Linked DNA regions of Homo sapiens: region 2 is linked to region 1. A link is an interaction called in ENCODE POLR2A ChIA-PET data of the cell type or tissue named here. Cell type or tissue: endothelial cell of umbilical vein. All regions are shown on one strand. Links, peaks and the distances in the headings refer to the core of each region. The heading gives the core; the rest is flanking DNA. Region 1 overlaps NR2C1 (nuclear receptor subfamily 2 group C member 1). Region 2 has its middle 62 kb from the start of NDUFA12.

What was found. Peaks named below come from ENCODE experiments on the same cell type or tissue, not always from the same donor. Only the 100,000 strongest peaks of a DNase experiment are listed, where the experiment ranks them.
Region 2: POLR2A ChIA-PET joins it to region 1 with 8 read pairs; 2 of 35 experiments call an interaction of 5 or more read pairs at or near these places.

Annotation. Positions count from the first base shown.
Region 1 is chr12:95,048,315-95,053,696 of GRCh38, forward strand. It overlaps NR2C1 (nuclear receptor subfamily 2 group C member 1), which reads right to left. Exons shown (of 14, transcript NM_003297.4): 8 at 3,448-3,629; 9 at 754-919. Among named protein-coding and RNA genes, the nearest start is that of NR2C1, 23 kb to the right of the region's middle. In endothelial cell of umbilical vein, for the core only: no CTCF peak of the experiment used is centred there; no DNase peak of the experiment used is centred there.
Region 2 is chr12:94,938,761-94,944,142 of GRCh38, forward strand. No RefSeq gene overlaps it. Among named protein-coding and RNA genes, the nearest start is that of NDUFA12, 62 kb to the right of the region's middle. RefSeq lists a silencer at 2,795-2,844. In endothelial cell of umbilical vein, for the core only: no CTCF peak of the experiment used is centred there; a DNase peak (open chromatin) is centred at 2,921; H3K27ac peaks cover 947 bases.

The sequences.
Region 1 (5,382 bases), core at 91-5,090:
ACTATCTGGGTCTTATTGATTACGATATAGTAGTAGCTAGGCATTGAACAAAAGCAGTCCATTCAACACATCATGAATGCCAATACTTAAAGTTTAACAAAATGTGCTGAAAAGTTATAAAAGCTAACTTTTAAACGCAATAACTGCTATTATAACTGACTTAACAGGATGCTTTATTACGCCATTATCTTATCTACATAAGGCTTTAGCCTCCTGCATAGATGCACACTAACATGCCCAGCTTATTCAGTATCTTGATAAACAGAAGAGAAAAGCCTAAAGACATTTTGTTTCTATATGCAGATGAGTTTTTTTTTTTTTTTTTTTGAGACAGAGTTTTGCTCTTGTTGCCCAGGCTGGAGTGCAATGGCGTGATCTCGGTTCACCATAACCTCCGCCTCCCGAGTTCAATCGATTGTCCTGCCTCAGCCTCCCGAGTAGCTGGGATTACAGGCATGCACCATCACACCTGGCTGATTTTGTATTTTTAGTAGAGACAGGGTTTCTCCATGTTGGTCAGGCTGGTCTCGAACTCCTGACCTCAGGTGATCTGCCCACCTTGGCCTCCCAAAATGCCAGGATTACAGGCATAAGCCACTGTGCCTGGCCCAGATGAGTGTTTTAGCTGCTGTTCTGAAATTCTATCAGGGATATTTCTGACTTTAAAAGCACAACAAACATACTTTGATTTTTGAAAGGTAGATCAAAATCAAGCAACACAACATACAAGTTAAAAAAAACATATAGAAATACCCTGAAAGCTACATGTGAATCGCTGAGAAGTGGCCCCTCTTTTTCGGTGTAATTTATGCTTGAATCTCCAGTGATTAGGTGTACACTTCCTTCCATGCCCGCTACTGAGCTCTGGCAGGCTGTGCTCTCTCCAGGATTCAATGCTTTTGCAAGAGTGTCAAATGCCCTGTATGAAGACATCAGAAGCTATGAGCTTGACCAAACACCGCAATAAAATAACAATTCTACATAGGATTCTGGAATTAAGATTTAAGCCTAAAAAACTGGCCAGGCTGGTCTAGAACTCAAGTGATATGCCCGCCTCAGCCTTCCAAAGTGCTGGGATTACAGGTATAAGCCACATGCCTGGCCTAAAGTCTCTTTTTAAAATCTTGCATAATTAAGGGGGAGAAGCATCTTCATATTTTCATATAATAATATGTTTTTAAAAGTTATATATTTTATCGCTTGAGTCCAGGAGGGCAGGGCTGCAGTGAGCTATGATCACACCACTGTACTCCAGCCTGGGTGACACAGCAAGACCCTGTCTCAATTAAACGAAATTCTTTTCAATTAATTATTTTTTAAGAACATTATATGTATGATATATATATATATGATACTACAAGACTATCAGCCTATTTATTTTGTATACAAAAGTTACTTAGAACAAGGGTAAGAACTTATGTCAACTTTATTATACACAGTACAATAGGTCTTAAATTTTATTTAAAAATTCAGAAAACATTTTACTCATGTTTATTTTTGAAACACATTCTCCCTGTGTCAGCAAGGCTGGAGTGCAGTGGCATGATCATGGCTCACTGTAATCCTGAACTCCTGGGTTCAAGCAAGCGATCCTCCCACCTCAACCTCCCGAGCAGCTGGGACTACATGTGCGCACCACCATGCTCAGCTAATTTTTAAATTATCTGTAGAAACTGGGCCTCACTATGTTGCTAAGGCTGGTCTCCCAACTCCTGGACTCAAGCAATCCTGCCACCTTGGCCTCCCAAAGTGCTGAGATTACAGGCATGAGCTACTGCACCCGGGCAGAGAGTATTTTAAAATGTGTGGTCACATAGCTAAATCTAAACTGTAACAATTTGATATTAGAATAATAACAAACTAATGTTAGCAAATAATTACTCAAAATAGTTCCCCATATTTTTCAATAAGCCTCCTAGAGTTTCTTAAAATCTCATGTTCAACAAAGTATTACTTATTGTGACTCTTAAATGTAGTTTATTCAGTATATATATTATGTTTTGTTGTTGTTTGAGACAGACTCTCGTTTTGTCGCCCAGGCTAGAGTACAGTGGCGTGACCTCGGCTCACTGCAACCTCCATCTCTGGGGTTCAAGCGGTTCTCCTGCCTCAGCCTACCAAGTAGCTGGGATTACAGGCATGCGCCACCACACCCAGCTAATTTTTTCATTTTTAGTAGAGATGGGGTTTCACCATGTTGGCCAGGCTGGTCTCAAACTCCTGACCTCAGGTGATCCACCCCTCTCGGCCTCCTAAAGTGGTAGGATTACAGGCATACGCCACCGTGCCCGGCCAATTCAGCGTATTTTTATCATATCTTTTTTTTTCCTTTAGAGATGGGGTCTAGTTGCCGGTTGACTCAAAATCCCAGGCTGAAGTGATCTTCCCGCCTCAGCCTCCTATACACTAATGTGTTCAGCTTATTCAATATTTTAAATGATAAACGCAGTGTAGGAAAACCCTGAATAAACTGTTTCTATATCCTAAGCATTAATATTTACAGAATAAAAAACAGAATTCTGATACTACTTTCTTCAACTGTAACTTAAAACTGTAGTTGATTAAACTAAACCTTTTACATTAATTTTCATCACTAGAAATTGAGGAGCAGGATCAATATGATTGCCTAGAAAGACAAGTGTTTCGCTCTCCATACACATCTTCATCTTTAGAAGAAAAAATTCCTAGGTTTTAAGACCACATTTCTAATCTTCTAATATTCACTTACTGATTTTGTCATTTAGAATATAACCTTTCATAATGAATGCAGGTTTTCAGTGAAAACTTACTATGCCTTAAATTTTCTAAGTGAAAATAGAAATGTAGGTTAAGCATTCCTAATACTAAAATCCAAAATGCTCTAAAATCAGAAACTTTTTGAGCACCAACATGATGCCACAAGTGGAAATTTCACACCTGACCTCTCATGATGGGTTGCAGTCAAAAAGCAGGTGTATTACAGTTTATTCAGTGTTTATTCCCTGTCCCCAAGGGAAAAAAGATCCTCCCAGCTGAGATAAATCTTTTCTGTATACGCCCAGACTCCCCCAAGTAAGCACGCCCACTAAGGATGATAAAATGGCACATGTACAGGCCAGACATGCCAATGGCAAGTTCCCCCGATTCCCCATGAGGAGCCAAGACCTATGTGTATTACTCACTGTGGATTTTTGCATATTCTCTTCTTTGTGGTGTAAAGATATTTTTGAAAAGGTCAGAAAGGCCTGCATGGTACCCAGAGTAATGCAAACATTCCAAAATCTGAAATCTGAAGTGTTTCTGGTCTGAACAAAGCATTTCGGATAAGAGATAATCAACCTGTATTTAGATAATCAACCTGTATTTGTTTTCTGAAACTTTTATAAATAGCATTTAACATAAAAATGTTTTAAGAAATACTGAAAGACATGTAAACAAAAGGACATTGATAATCAAAAGATACCTTACCTTGAAACATCACCGTTGGTCTGCATTTCTTGAAATTCACACAAAGAGGTATCATCATTGCTTAAGCTTTCAATCATAGACATTTCATTACTATTTTGAGAAAGATCTTTAGTTTTTCCAAGATTCGCTAATGATGTAACCACATTGGCCAATGTACTTAAATCTCCCTGACATGATTCAGCCTTTAAAAAAAAGGGTATTAAAATTCTGTGAATTGGTATCACTATTTTTTTCAATCTGAAATATCCAATTATAGATTATGATATGCCAACAAAAGAACAGTATGATAAATGAAACCTGGAAAGTTAAAGGGCTGAGCTTTCAGAAATTTACTGAGGAAAATACAAGTTTAAAAACATCAAGTGTATTTCTTAAGAAATGTTTATATGTTACTTTGTTTTTTTTTTTTTTGGGAGATGGAGTCTCACTCTGTCACTAGGCTGGAGTGCCGTGGCATGATCTCAGCTCACCGCAACCTCTGCCTGCCAGGTTCAAGCGATTCCCCTGCCTCAGCCTCCCAAGTAGCTGGGATTACAGGCACATGCTACCATGCCCAACTAATTTTTTGTATTTTAGCTGAGACAGGGTTTCACCATGTTGGCTAAGATGGTCTTGATCTCCTGACCTCATGATCTGCCTGCCTCGGCCTCCCAAAGTGTTGGGATTACAGGCGTGGGCCATCGCGCCCGGCCGTATATGTTACTTTTTTTTAAGAGACAAGGTCTCCCTTTGTCACCCAGACTGGAGTACAGTGGCACGACCACAGATCACTGCATCCTTAAATTTCTGGGCTCACTGATCCTCCTACCTCAGCCTCCTGAGCAGCTGATCCTACAGGTGTGCACTGCTATGCCTGGGTTGTTTTTTCATTTTTAGAAATGGGGTCTTGCTGTGTTGCCCAGGCTGGTCTTGAACTCCTGGTATCAAGTGATCCTCCCTGCCTCAGCCTCCTGAGTACAATTTCTAAAACTTACTATACAAACTATAAACTTGTATGGAATATGAAGAATACTAGTGAAGAGCGGGGGAAAAAATGGCAAATGAATTGTTGAACAGACTTCCTAGGATGCCAACTTTTGCCAAACATTGTGTTAATTAAATGTGTTAAAAGGCACTGTGTTAAACACAAACATTAAAAGAAATAGATCAGTTACCCATTATTCTCTTCACTTTTTTGTCACTGGAGTTGAAAACTCTCTTTATATAGGTAAGATACTGATCTATTTGTCTTTTTTTTTTTGAGACAGAGTCTCACTCTGTCACCCAGGCTGGAGTGCAGTGGTGTGATCTCAGCTCACTGCAACCTCCAACTCCTGGGTTCAAGTGATCTTCCCACCTCAGCCTCCTGACTACGGGCGCATACCACCATGTCCAGCTAATTTTTTAATTTTTTGTAGAGATGGGGTTTCATCATGTTGCCCAGGCTGGTCTCAAACTCCTGGGCTCAAGTGATCTACCTGCCACAGTTTCCCAAAGTGCTGGGATTACAGACATGAGCCACCGTGCCCGGCTTGTCTTCATTTTTTTAATGTTTGTTGAAAATGTGTATATTACTTGTGCATTAGCTACAATTCTTTTATAAAAAAGAATTTTCTCTCAACTCTTTTGACAACTCAGAAATATAATTTGTACGGGAAAGGCAGGTAAGTGCTTTATTTTTCTTTTACTTTGTTATCAATTTTCAGAGCAAGAAGCTGATATCCTAGCAATTTCTAATTATGATACATGAGTTTTTCTGAGTATAATTTTTAATTCATAGATTTTCATATATTTGATTTAAATTTATTAAATTCTTTTGTAAATCCTTTCCCATCCTAACCTAATGAGAAGCCTTTTAAGTTGCCTTCTATGGCCTACTGGGCCAACCCCTTAATGGTATCTTCTTATTAATACTTTCTTCATGGTTTTTTCTTTTTGGTGTTTTTTTTTTTTTTT
Region 2 (5,382 bases), core at 71-5,070, 110 kb before region 1:
AAAGCTGAATTGGGAGGATCACTTGAGGCCAGGAAGCAGAGGTTGCAGTGAGCTGAGGTCACACCACTGCACTCCAGCCTGGGTGACAGAGTGACACTCTGTCTCAAAAAAAAAGTTAAAATGATAAATATTGTTATGTATATTCTACCAACATTTTTTTTGAAATAGGAAATATAAAACTGTTTCCACCAGCACATCACTCAGGTCAGAGAGAGCCACCAAGCAGCAGGCCTGCTAGGGGCACATGGATCTGAGAGAACAGCTGTCCTCAGGATAAGGGTGCTGGTGTCTGCAGAGCCCAAGGGGGCTGAATGATGGCAGTGAGTCTCTGGCAATACAGATGATACTGATTCTTCATAGAGTTAAACTCTGAGCCACGGTAGGCAGAGCCCAGCTCATGCTGGTCATTATGATAAAGTCCTGGGCGCAAGGAAGTGGGCACTCCACTGCAGAAAGAGTGGTGAACCTCAGACACCATGGAAAACAGAAGATTCACAAGACAGAATCCTGCTGCAAACATTTCCATAGGATGGGGACAGAAACATGTCTTTCAACTACCTGTGGTATCCACCAATCCTCTGATAAGAAAGGACTGAAGGCTCATGCCAGGGCCTACTGCACGCGACACAATGTTGTCCAAACAACAAGTGCCTGGGACTACTTACTGAACACTGCCCATAGCTCCAAGAAAAGTGTTACACATTTTTATCATTAATACTTTGGCATGAATTAGCTTGCTAAGCAGATAAGCAAGTTAATGACTTTCCAAGGCCCGAAGAAAGAAGATCCAGGTGAATAAGTTTTTGTTTTTTGTTTTTTGTTTTTGAGACGGAGTCTCACTCTGTCACCCAGGCTGGAGTGCAGTGGCGTGATCTCTGCTCACTGCAACCTCCGCCTCCCGAGTTCAAGCAATTCTCCGGCCGCAGCCTCTTGAGTAGCTGCGATTACAGGCACCCGCCACCAGGCCGGGCTAATTTTTGTATTTTTAGTAGAGATAAGGTTTCACCGCGTTGGCCAGGCTGGTCTCAAACTCCCAGCCTCAGGTGATTCGCCCGCCTCGTCCTCCCAAAGTGCTGGGATTACAGGCGTGAGCCTCCGTGCCTGGCCCCAGGTGAATAAGTTTTGTAGGAGACAGAGATAGTATTTAGGAAGAAGCAAGGGATAGAGCCTAAGTGGATAGCCAGAGTGAAGCCCAAGAGGGCTGGAGGCCGCAGGAGGGGAGGCTCTGAAATATCCAAAGGAAGCTCAGAGGGCACAAAAGAGAAGGTCTGGCTTCTTTCCAAACGTTAGTGTCCATGAAATGGAGCCATCTAACCTCCAGAGAGTAGCGAGAGCCTCTCATCAAATGCCCTTCCCTAGCTAAAGCAGGGGCCCTGGAGCCACAGTTACACTCAGGCAAGCTCATTCTCATTTTTAGGCCTTATTGATGTGTATAGGTAGCAATGATATGACAATGAGAGGAAAGACATTGGGACTTTGGAGCCAGTCTTCAGGATGAATCCTGCTTCTTCCACTTACTGGCTTAGGAATTACTTAAATTCCCTGAGAATCAGCTTATTCATTCATAGAATGGGTTAATATCAACTTAAGGTAACACCATATACCATGGTAATTCCTATTAGGTAAGTAGGTGCTATGGATTGGATATTTGTGACACCCACCCCACCCCACCCAGAATTCATATGTTGAAATTTAAACCCCAATGTGATGGTATTAGGAGGTAGGGCCCTTTGGGAGGTGATTAAGTCATGAGAGCAGAGCCCTCATGAATGGGGTTGGTGCCTTATAAAAGAGGCCCCAGAAAGCTCTAGCCCCCATTCTGCCGTCTAAGGATACAAGAAGTTGGCAGTCTGCAACTCATAAGAGAGCCTGCCATCAGGCCAGGGATGGTGGCTCATGCCTGTAATCCCAAAACTTCGGGAGGCCAAGGCAAGTGGATCAGTTGAGGTCAGGAGTTCGAGACCGGCCTGGCCAACATGCTGAAACCCGTCTCTACTAAAGATACAAAATTAGCTGGTGGCGCATGCCTATAGTCCCAGCTACGTGGGAGTCTGAGGCAGGAGAATCGCTTGAACCTGGGAGGCAGAGGTTGCAGCGAGCCGAGATTGCGGCACTGTACGCCAGCCTGTGCGACAGAGTGAAACTCCATCTCAAAAAACACACACAAAAAAAGAAGAAAGCCTGCATCAGAAGCCAACCATGCTGGCACCCTGATCTTGGACTTCCAGTCTCCAGAACTTTGAGAAATAAATTTCTGCTGTTTATAAGCCACCCAGCCTGTGATACCCTGTTAGGGCAGCCCACTGCCTACAACAGCAGGTAATACTTAATGCCGTGTCCAGCACACAGTTACATGTTCCATAGATGTTCATGTCCTTCTTCCATCCCTAATTCCAGTCCTGTGCTCTGCCTACCCTGGAGTGAGCATGTTGCTGTTTCATTTATTCTGCTCCCTGAATTTGAGATGTCAGAGGTCAGTGCCTTCTTTTTAGCCAGCACTGTAAGAATTTGTAGCCTTTATTTTCACACTGCCCCTCCTCTGAGGCTCTCTAAGGGCTTAGCAGCCTCCAAGGGGGAAATGTAAACAATTTCTATTTTACCAAGAGGGAAGCTGGAACACAATGCAAGATCAGCTGTTTTTCCCAAAAAAAAAAAAAAAAGAAATTTCAAATTTTCTTCCATTCCCATGGTTCATTCCACTGTGTAAACGGCTGTCCTGGAAACCAGCCAAGAGCAGCCAGCAATCGGGGACCATTGCGGGCTCCTGGGGACTGCTGAGCAGGGGCTGGCTGGAGGAAGATTTTCAGTCATCGCATCTTCTGCAACCCTCTCAGACTGCCCCTCCCAAATGATGACACGTTCAGCTCAAGAGTCATTTCATTCTGAAACAATTGCCAAGCACCAGGCGTGCCCAGCCTGTGGATAGGAATGAATGACGTGCTTCCTCTGATCTATGTCTGTCCCTTTGAGAAAACACTCACTGCTAAGTGATGTTAACCTCTTGTATCACCTCCTATTTTTAGCCTCTTGAGTGAGTGATAAATCAGGTTATAATCTGACAGGATGTTTAAAGACATATTAGAATCAAATTAAATGACAGGGCCTCAGACATCATACACACTTTTAAAGAACAGAGCCAGAACACATTATCCCCGCCCAGTTTCAATGCATACCCATTGAAACCTAGTTTTTGTAAAAGGACTTGGCTTATGTCATAAGGTTGACTCTAAGATTAACTATGTCTCCTCCAATTTTAATCAAGCCCCATGTACCCAGCCAGCTCATTCCAAAAGCTGGAGACCGAGATGATTTCTCTGGAATATTATCATTATGCTGTGAGCTCAGACACTGCTGGTAGAAACCATACTCTCATCCATATCTGTAGGGAGCACCTACTTCATGACAGCCACTGCCTGAGGCACTGTGGGGACAGTGGTGAACACAGAAGACATCATTCTTACCCTTGTGGAGCTAGCTTAGTGAGGAGATAGATGTTAAGCAAACAACCCAATAAATAAATGGCTGGGTCACTGGGTTCCACTGCTGAAATTATGCTATTTGGCGTCTGTTTTAGTCTCTCTCTTCATCCATCCCTTATAGCTGTCTTCTATTTGGCTTCATTTTCCATAAGATTCTACATGACTAAGGTGGCCACTTGCAGCTCCTGACTACTGCGGTGCTAATGAATGATGACCCCAGAGCAATGACTGTCCCCAGAGTACCACCAAAGTTTCAAGGAGGAGGCTGACTGGCCCGATTCAGATCACTTGCCCGTTCCTGGACCCATTGTGGAGAACTGCAGAAGAAATAATCCGGCCAGCCCAGGTCGCATGCACACTCTCAAGGTGGGAAGAGGGAGGGGTGGTGTTGGTGCCCCCGGCACCTTATGGCAGAGCAGGATTCCGATGGCACAGGAGAGAGTGGTTTCCCAAATGAAAGGATGGTAGCTAGTGAATGTTTGTCCACAAGTGTTAGAGAGTTGATGTTTAAAGTTGGTCAAGTCAAAGAAGAAAAGAGGCAGCACTGTAAATTGTGGGTTTTTTTGGTGTTTCTTCCACCTCGTCTTGAGTTGTGCAACATGGTAGAAAGAGAGAGGCCTTCAGAACCAGGCAGATGTGGGCCCACATCCTGCCCCCATCACTTCTTAGTGGCTATGTGGCCTTGTGCAAGTCATCTAACCCTCTCTGAGACAGTTCCTTGCTGGTATCATGGCAATAGAAGCTCCGTATGGGAAGATGAAGTGATAGGATTTTTTTTTTTTTTTTGAGTTTTGCTCTGTCACCCAGGCTGGAGTGAAGAGGTGCGATCTCGGCTCACTGCAACCTCCACCCCCCAGGTTCAAGCAATTCTCCTGCCTCAGCCTCCCAAGTAGCTGGGATTATGGGTGCCTGCCACTAAGGCCAGCTAATTTTTGTATTTTTAGTAGAGACGGGATTTCACCATGTTGGCCAGGCTGGTCAAGTGACAGAATTTAAAGAAGTAGGCCAGGCGTGGTGGCTCATGCCTGTAATCCCAGCACTTTGGGAGGCCAAGGCAGGCAGATCACGAGGTCAAGAGATAGAGACCATCCTGGCCAATATGGTGAAACCTTGGCTCTACTAAAAATACAAAAATTAGTTGGGTGTGGTGGCGCACGCCTGTAGTCCCAGCTACTTAGGAGGCTGAGGCAATAGAATCGCTTGAACCTGGGAGGCAAAGGTTGCAGTGAGCAGAGATTGTGCCACTGCACTCCAGCCTGGTGACAGAGCGAGACTCCATCTCAAAAAAAAAAGAATAATAATAAGAAGAAGAATTTAAAGAAGTACCTCATTACTGGGAGCACTGGAGGTACCTACTGGATGGTGGGTATTTAGAAATCTCCCTGGAGTATCATGTCCTGTAACAAGCTTTGTAAATAGTCTCCAGAACTGTGCAGTGGGACGAGTGAGTGATGCTTACAGACAAGAGAAAGAAACAAAATATAAACAAATAAATAAATAAGCACTTCCATATTCTGATAAGTGCTCTGATGGAAATAAACAATGTGACAAGATGATACAGAGTAATAAGGGTGGAGGTCTCCTTAGACAGGTGAGACCAGAAAAGCATCCATGGGAAGATGACCTGTGAACTGAATCCTGAAAGATCAGAAAGGGATTGCTATGCAAAGAATACAGGCAGAGGATTCTAGACAGAGGTAACAGGAAGTGCAAAGACCACAAGGCAGGAAAGGGGTGGGCGTGTTGAAGAAACAGAAGGAAGGCCAGTGGTTTGAATGGTGAGATTAAAGAGGTGGGTAGGAAACAGATCATAGAAGGCCTTCTTCTTTTTTTTTTTTTTTTTTTTTTTTTTGAGACGGAGTCTCGCTCTGTCGCCCAGGCCGGACTGCGGACTGCTGTGGCG